2 separate regions of the Homo sapiens genome follow, and region 1 is linked to region 2. Evidence: read pairs that join two places in POLR2A ChIA-PET (ENCODE). Cell type or tissue: OCI-LY7. All regions are shown on one strand. Links, peaks and the distances in the headings refer to the core of each region. The heading gives the core; the rest is flanking DNA. Region 1 overlaps PSMA2 (proteasome 20S subunit alpha 2). Region 2 holds the start of HECW1-IT1 (HECW1 intronic transcript 1).

Evidence for each region. Peaks named below come from ENCODE experiments on the same cell type or tissue, not always from the same donor. Only the 100,000 strongest peaks of a DNase experiment are listed, where the experiment ranks them.
Region 1: POLR2A ChIA-PET joins it to region 2 with 5 read pairs; 2 of 35 experiments call an interaction of 5 or more read pairs at or near these places.

What each region holds. Positions count from the first base shown.
Region 1 is chr7:42,915,362-42,919,758 of GRCh38, reverse strand. It overlaps PSMA2 (proteasome 20S subunit alpha 2), which reads left to right. Exons shown (of 8, transcript NM_002787.5): 7 at 1,924-1,981; 8 at 2,069-2,898. The coding sequence ends at 2,185. It also overlaps the pseudogene LOC105375252. Among named protein-coding and RNA genes, the nearest start is that of C7orf25, 5.5 kb to the right of the region's middle. In OCI-LY7, for the core only: no CTCF peak of the experiment used is centred there; no DNase peak of the experiment used is centred there.
Region 2 is chr7:43,114,480-43,118,876 of GRCh38, reverse strand. The region is part of intron 2 of HECW1 (HECT, C2 and WW domain containing E3 ubiquitin protein ligase 1); the gene reads right to left. It overlaps HECW1-IT1 (HECW1 intronic transcript 1), which reads right to left and starts at 981. Exons shown (of 7, transcript NR_135295.1): 1 at 302-981. RefSeq lists an enhancer at 1-594. In OCI-LY7, for the core only: no CTCF peak of the experiment used is centred there; a DNase peak (open chromatin) is centred at 2,256; H3K4me3 peaks cover 932 bases; H3K27ac peaks cover 2,883 bases.

The sequences.
Region 1 (4,397 bases), core at 266-4,265, 200 kb after region 2:
AAGAAATTCTTTCTCAAGGTGAAGAGATTCAGAGTTAATGTTTGCAGGAGCTTGAAAGGATTTAATTGGTTCCAAACTTACTGTACTGTCAAAAGCACTGGATCAGCCATAAGTTATTACCAAAATCTCTCCCTCAGAAATATATTCCATACTACTAGCCAACATAATAAAATTTAGAGATTTCACTTCTGTCATAGTAGCATGATCCCAAAGTCTTAACAGTTTTGTCATCAGAAGAAAGAATCTGTTTATCCTCACTGTACCATAGGGCCTTTTTAATATCAGAGCTGTGATCACTAATTTCCTCAGGTTCTGCTTCGGGTTTGTTCAAGTCATATATGCAAAACAGTTTATTCTGTCCCCTGGTTAACAAATAATTACTATCCTGCATGAAATCCATAGTCTTGATAATGTGTTTATGAGCCAGGGTCATCAGTTCATCTCCTGGGATAGCATCCCACACTTTGTGAAATCTGCAGCTGCTGTGGCTGCTTTGGTGGCATCCTTATTCAGTGTTGCATTCCAGACAGCATCTTTATGACCCAAAATTGTTCCAATCCAGTCTCCTGTATCTCCCTGGCATAGCATAGGTTTGCCGTCTTTGCAAGCACTGATTTAGAAATACTCATAAGACTGGCCAGGCGCAGTGGCTCACGCCTGTAATCCCAGCACTTTGGGAGGCCAAGGCAGGCGGATCACCTGAGGTCAGAAGTTCGAGACCAGCTGGGCCAACATGGTGAAACCCCGTCTCTACTAAAAATACAAAAATTAGCCAGGAGTGATAGCGCGCGCCTGTAATCCCAGCTACTCGGGAGGCTGAGGCAGGAGAATCACTTGAACCTGGGAGGCGGAGTTTGCAGTGAGCCAAGATTGCACCACTGCACTCCAGCCTGGGCGACAGAGCAAGATTCTGTCTTGAGGGAAAAAAAAGCCCCTAAGGCATGATGCCACTGAAGGCCAAGTCAGCCACGGGCCATATGTGGCCAGAACAGGTGAGCAGCATCAGTCTCATTGCTATGGAGGTGGTGAACCCAGTGATTGGGCTGGTGGGCTGAGGGTCATCCTTGTCTTTTCTCCTCTGGTACAGCGCCCGGGGTTCCTCCAGGCTTCACCCTAACACGGGCTGAGCAGAGAAAAAGGAAAAGGTGGCACCGAGATTAGGAAGGAGCTAGGGAGGGGCTGGGGAGTCTGGGAAGGGTGAGCAACAGTTGACAATGGAGGGAGGAAAGTAGGGGATGGGGAGAACCGAAGAAACGACCCAGCCACTCTTCGCACCGTCCACACTGGTATCGGCAGGAAGTGACATGTTATGTTTTAACTTATAAGAAAAAGATTTTAGCAAAGTTCTGATTTTTCTGTGTTTTAAAAATTATAATAATGCCACCACATCCTGATTGTTAAAATATTTATACTTAAGAAGTTTCCTGGCTGGGTGTGTTGGCTCGTGCCTGTAATCCCAGCACTTTGGTAGGTCAAGGCAGGCGGATCACGAGGTCAGGAGATCGAGACCATCCTGGCTGACACAGTGAAACCCATCTCTACTAAAAATACAAAGAAATTAGCTGGGCGTAGTGGGCGCCTGTAGTCCCAGCTACTTGGGAGGCTGAGGCAGGAGAATGGCATGAGCCCGGGAGGTGGAGCTTGCAGTAAGCCAAGATAACTGTGTCTCAAAAAAAAAAAAAAAAGTTTCCTAAACTAAACTCATTTTAGGGTCATACCGTTCATGATGTTGGGAATTGAGCACCAGATATTGTCAGTTTTTTTAATCTGGAGACAGCTACAAGGAGGTGATTAAAAGAATGTGTAATTTAGTATTTTTAAGATGTTTAGAGTTTTAAAAACTTACGTTGTTGCTGTCATTGTATTTAAATAGTTATAAAGAATATAAACAATGATATAAGTAATTTTTTTTAAATTCTTCAGATATAATGAAGATCTGGAACTTGAAGATGCCATTCATACAGCCATCTTAACCCTAAAGGTTAGCTCAGTATTCAACAACTGGATTTATAATGATTTCATGATTAACTGCTTAGAAAATTGACCTTTTTTCCTCCCTCCTCAATAGGAAAGCTTTGAAGGGCAAATGACAGAGGATAACATAGAAGTTGGAATCTGCAATGAAGCTGGATTTAGGAGGCTTACTCCAACTGAAGTTAAGGATTACTTGGCTGCCATAGCATAACAATGAAGTGACTGAAAAATCCAGAATTTCAGATAATCTATCTACTTAAACATGTTTAAAGTATGTTTTGTTTTGCAGACTTTTTGCATACTTATTTCTACATGGTTTAAATCGACTGTTTTTAAAATGACACTTATAAATCCTAATAAACTGTTAAACCCACCTTCCAGCCTTTTAGGAGTTGCTAAAATTTTAACAGTTATTTCCTGCTTTTTATCACAGTTGATTTCTGAAGACTACATTGCCAAGCAGAATGATGAAATGACTTTTTCGTTGTCAGGCAATTTTGGTTAAGTCAAATCTTAATGCCCTCTTCGCTATCAGATGTTGCCTGTGTTTCCATAAAGCAAAATGCTGATTTTGGTAAAAAACATGACTGCTTCTAGAGCTGGGAGGATCTGCAGACTTTCACGGATTCATGGAACAAGAAAAGAAGCATAGGTACTTTTAGGTGCCATTAGGTATTGATCAGTGAAATCCTAGGGTGCTCTATGAGATTGTACTAGGCCTATGAAGAGTGGTAAGCCAAATAGGTCTCCATGGGAGATACATTATGTAAATAAATAAACAATGGTTTGCTGGTTCCTGTTGGTGTCTCCACAAGTAGGTAAACATGTTTAAAGGAACCCGGGTTCTTAGATTTTGTTAGACTTTTTAAACTCAAGGATGAGCATAAGTGCTTGAAATAAAATGCTAATACTTAAGTGTCAAAACTATGGCTTAAGGCTCTTGTTAATTCATTAATGTAATCTCAGTATAATAAATAGCTTCACTATAATGAAAGTTATAATTAAGTATCTGCACTCATATGAAGGCAGTGCTTAGGTTTTTTTTTTTAAATTTTTTTTAAGGCAACTTAGGATAAAATCATTAATTTGGTTTACAGAACATAAGGAGAGTTTATAAGCATAATCATTCTTACCAACGTGAAAGTATAGTGGGCAATTCCATGATTTAAATGGAGCTCAGAAGATTCTAAGATTTAGTTAAGGGCAAAAGAACCTTATTTTGGAGATTTTTCTCAGGGTCCCCAGTTCTGTTCCCTACCATCACTATAACACCCATATCTTGTTTTAGGTGGCAAAAGCATTAAGGAGATGAAAGATGGTAACTTTGGCTTCCTGTTTCAAGATGTTTATCTTGGCCTTGTCTAATAATCTCTCTTATGGGCTCTTGATATATTTTGACTTTGGCACACTAGAAAGCGGACATAGTAGCAAAAAGGTCTTTGAAGTCAAGTCTCAGCTATCTCACTTACTGGCTGAGTGACTATGTGAGGTAATTATCTCAGGGTTGGTTGGTTGGTTTGTTTTTTGAGACAATCTCTCTGTCACCCAGGGGGAGTGCAGTGGCGTGATCTTGGCTCACTGCAACCTCATCCTCCCAGGCTCAGGTGATCAATCCTTTTACCTCAGCCTCCCGAGTGGCTGGGACTACAGGCGCGTACCACCATGTTTGGTTTATTTTTGTATTTTTAGTAGAGACGGGGTTTCACCATGTTGCCCAGACTGGTCTCCAACTCCTCAGCTCAAGCGGTTCACCCGCCTTGGCCTCCCAAAGTGCTGAGATTATAGGCATGAGCCGCTCTGCCCGGCCATATCTCAGGGTTTCCTAAGGACTAAATTTGATAACACAAGTTAAAGCCTGGTGTGGTTAATAGTTACTCTGTTAACTGCCGTTGATTTTGTTTAGTCCTTCTATAATGTCCAGTATCAAAAGAGCAAAGCAATGTCAAAATTCTACAAATCAAAGAAGGGAAAATTAAAGGCATGTTAATATTTCAGAGGTAAGGAAAACTCATGTAGGTTTTTATTGTGTGCTAACAAAATTAGGCCTAAAGAATAAAGGGAGGAAAAATCAGCTGAACCAGATTTGATCCAGGTTCTGTTTTCCACCTCCTGCCCCCATTAAATGCAAAGCCCAGTTCCAGTTCAAGCTGCCTACAACACTTCTCCCTTTGTTCTGTTTATTCTTTCCACGGGCCTTAAAATTAAGTTGTTCCTTTTTGTCCCAGTTCTTAGAGTTCTTTGATGTAGCAACCCACTGCATTCCTAAACATTCCAAAACTCTTGAACCATTTCCAGCCTGTGGATTTTAGCTTAAGTATCATAATGTTTCTAATGTTCAGAGCCTCTGCCTTTTGGTTCATTTTGTATCTTCTAACCCTTAAAACATTTTAACTCCATTTGTTCTACTTCCTCCCAGTTCTACT
Region 2 (4,397 bases), core at 201-4,200:
TCACAGTACCATTTGTATGCCAATTATTTCCTTATCATCATCCTCTTTATATGCAGGTCCTATGCCCGGTCATGTAGAGGGGACACCAAGGACAATGCTGGGGGTAGGCAGGGGGAAATAAAGCTGGCAACAATCCTCAAAACGATTTTTTTTTCCAATTTCAAAAAGCTCATTTCTACAAAAATAATTTATATTCAAAATAGAGGGAAAACGTCATTAAGTAGTTTTAAGTTTTGATGGCACAAGGAATTATGAATAACGGTAAAGAAAAAAAGAAGTCCTTTTGAGGATAAAAACTTACTGACTGCGTCCTGTGGTTTCTTCAGCTCATCTGTGTGTTACAGGAAAGAGGATGAGGAATCACTTGCTGATTGATTTCATCAGCTCTGGTACTGACGGCACTGATGGCAAGGTCTTATATGTTTAATTTTATTCTCCCCATCTTTTCCCCCCTTAACCTAGATCTCTGAATTTTAACAATGTGTAGGGCTGAGATTTATGTTTCTCCAACTGCTCTGACTTGAACCCCCAAAGCAAAAGCAAAAGCAGGGAACATCCATGCACGTTAAATGGATGTCAATTTCAGGACAAAATGATTGAATTACAATCCCTGGCCATGGATGTGAATTTTGATCTTTTTTTTTTCTTTCACACACATGATATTTCCCTGACATCTGTGCAATACAAATATATCTAGAAAGTGTGAAATGGAAAATCTGCTTCACTAAATATATAAAAGGGACCCCGAATGAAGTCTCCATGATGGCATTTGTCATCATGGGCACAGATGGCGTCCTTTCCCAACTCTTCCCCCGCCCCCCTGGTACCGGCTTAAGTTCCATCCACCAAATTCTCCCTGCATATCACATGCATAGATGCCTGATAACACCAGGAGAGCCTGTCTGTATGCCACATCCTTATTTTTCAGGCCTCCATATGCATCAAGCTTCAGACCAATAAATCAGGAAAAGTATCAGTTCTGAACAAATAATGCAAACAGTGTATACCACTTGTTGCTATGGGAATCCAGATGACCTAGGAGCTTAGTGATCTTTGTCATATGTTGCCAGTAAGTAATTGCATTATTATCATTCTCCTTTCAGTGCCCATGTCACAGAACAGTACAACTACTTACCAATACCCACACATCCAAACACTGTGGGATGGGATACATAAAATTGCTAATATGCTGCTTTGCTTCCTAAAATATTTAAAGAGGCTTTAAGACACCTAAATGCATGGCATTGAGGTTCCAAATGGTGGTCAGAAAGTCTGTGAGAAAAAGACGTAAACGATAAACAATATCGTTAAAAGATTCGACCTGCTTCTATATCTCATTGTGTCTTAACTTGGAAAAGCAATGGTAATGAATAAACCTCAGAAAGTAGAAAAGATTGAGCTGAGTAAGGAGGTTGTGAAGCTCTGACTCCTGCCTTTGGTGGGGCGGGTGGGGGGTGGCAGTGTACTACTGGCATATGGCTTATGTATGTGGGGGATGTTATAGGAAGTTGAGTGGAGCTAAAGAAGTGGAAAAAAAGAGCAAAATGAGGAACCAGAGAGAAACTGAAAGGGGAATTTGTTGGATGAATTGCAGGGAACACTTTGACCATAAGAGTTATTCAGCTGTGAAACATACTCAGTGGTGAGAATAAAAATGCTTGGAACCTTGGCTATTAAACCCCCAAATTCTAAACACTTTGTACATTTTGGAGATTGCATACTTTTTCCACCACTGCATTCCTCACTGGGAACAAGAAATGCCACAAATCTTTCCCCTTAATATAGTAAATTTAGTTTTACAAATAAGAAAGGATTATAGAAATGTATAAAGAATAGTTTTAACAGAAGGCTCAAAGTAGTTATCAGATAACCACAGGCTGCACCATGTAGCCTTAATTATTTCTTCTCTACATATTGCCAAATTAAATTATTTCTAATCTTTTTCTCCTTTCAACTTGCTCAACTGAATAAACCAACAAAAATAATCACAGAATGGTGATGTTAGAAGTGACCTTTGGGATTACTTGATTCAACTTTCTACTCTTAAAGAAGAAGAAACTAACCCTCAAAGAGGAAAAGTGACCTGAAGAAAACCCCACAGAGCATTTCATACTGTTTTCTCTAAAAGTCCGTGAACATCAAATGTGCCAACGGCTGTTTTACAGAGAGGACATGTGGGTATTGCAACTTCCTGGTTTCCTAATGTAGCTTGTCCTGTTTTTTAGGATGGAAAAGGAAGCAGGTAAATGGGAGAGAAGCAGGTGTCTTGATGTCTGTAAGTCACACCTGTTAGTCTAGAAACCTGCCATTGGGAGACTCAGTCAAGCTTGGCTGGCCCAGGAAGGATGGTTGTCTCTGGTCTAACTGTAGGTCATTTCAGAAGCACTTACAGTGGTTCAATGTTGCTTGAGCAAATAATGAGTAGACATTCCCTAGACGTGTCCATCATCCTAGCAAGCTCTGGTTGATAGAACCAGGACTTAGAGAGAAAGTGGGCAGAAGGGTGCTCACGTCTTCTGTTTAAGTGTGGATTAGAGGTTAAAGTGCTTGGGCCATGTTTCCTTCTAAGGCCAGAGCAAGACAGAACAGAGCAGTTATCAGATAAATTTTGTCAAAATGGATAATCCAGATCATTCAAGGAAAAAAATAAATAACCAAAACCTACAGCATTTGAACTCATTCTCTACGTGTTTTTTTGTTTACTGAGGGTGGGTGGTGGAAGGCCTGGATTTGAGTCCTGGCTCTCGGTTCCCCCTTAAGCATCTTACATAACCTCTCTGATTCCCCCAGCTGACTCACAAAGTGAAGGATTCCTACCTACCTCCTGCCTATACAATTAGAGGGCATTTTTATGACCTGAAATCCACTCAATAAACATTTCTGAGAACACATGATGTACCAGGCAAACTGCTAGGTGCTGGAGAGATGAATATAAACATGTCCTTGTTCTGAAGAAGCTCATCCCATATTTAAGATAAGGAGACTGTGGCACATTTACAACTCAGATAACTGCAATATTGTAAGTGCTATCTTAGCTCTATGAACAAAAAGGCTATGGGAAAACAGGAGAAGAAGTGGTTAATTATGCCTTGCAGGGACTGTAATTTCAGGATATTATTTTGATTGTAACTTAAAACAAATGAGTGCACAACTACGGAAAATTGTGTGGCTAAGCATGAATCAACAAATACCTTGACTATACCTAAATTATAAAAATTACCATAGCGCATGAAAACACTGCCTGCCTGCCTATTTAGACCAATCATTGCTTCACCCATTTTTGTGACAAGCAACAGCGCTAGCAAGTTTTGAGAGCAACACCAAATTACATCAGAGAAAGTAAGTCTCATGCCATTGTCAATTACTGCATAGGATGAAACAGCTATCTAGAGTGTCTCATTAGAAACAAACAAAAACCAATGATTGGAAAAAGTGAATTCTCAATTATCTAAGATGGGGTTGGAATGAATAACTCCACAAAAGGAGAACACCTGTTATCCAATTAATTCAATCTTCTTCTCTTTTCCCCAACCCTCCACCAAATGTTTTGCTATAGTGGACAAAAAAAAAAAAAAAAGACCTGTTTGAGTTGGTGAGTAATTTCACTTATGGGGAAAATGCAGACGCTTGGGTTTTAAAAGCTGCAAGGTATAAAAATAAGCCGCAGATTCTACAGTCAATCCTTGGTTTGCTTGCATGGTTCACGTTATAATTATTTGCCTTTCCAACACTGGGTAACTTTTCTTACTCCTCTGTCAGTTACCACAGAATGCTGGAACTAGAAAGAACGATAGAAACCAGCCAGTCCAACTTCCTTTACCATGAGGAATGAGACTCAGGCTTGTCTTTCCATATCACATCTGGCCTTTTAATATTTCTTTTGTTAACAATCATATCAGATGGAAGCATAATAGAAGGTAAAGCTCAAAGTGATCTTGTAATACATCCATCTTTAAAAGCCAGAGTGTAAAAGGAATCAAGTCAAATGATGCTATATACACAAATAACAGAGCTGCAGTCCCTCTGTATTGATACATTGATGGGCTGTTCCAGCTCCGGATGTGACCTCCCTATCAAGTCAATAATGTCACAATCTAAACAAACTTAGGCAATTTGCCTTCATGAAAAAACTACTCCAAAAAAAAAGAGAACTGTCATTCCACAAAGCAGCCAACTGCACTAGACTGGGATTATAGTGTGGAATTAGTCAGAACGTGGATTATTAAATAAAACACTAGAACGGCCAATTTGCCTGGAGGTCTAGGAATTAAAATAGTGCTTTGTTTTTCCAATGCCACATTCCAGAGGAAGCAGCAAGCGGAGGGAACAGGCAACAGGGAATTCTACCAACAGGGAATTCTACCACAATCTATCTCTCTACCAAACAGGCACACACA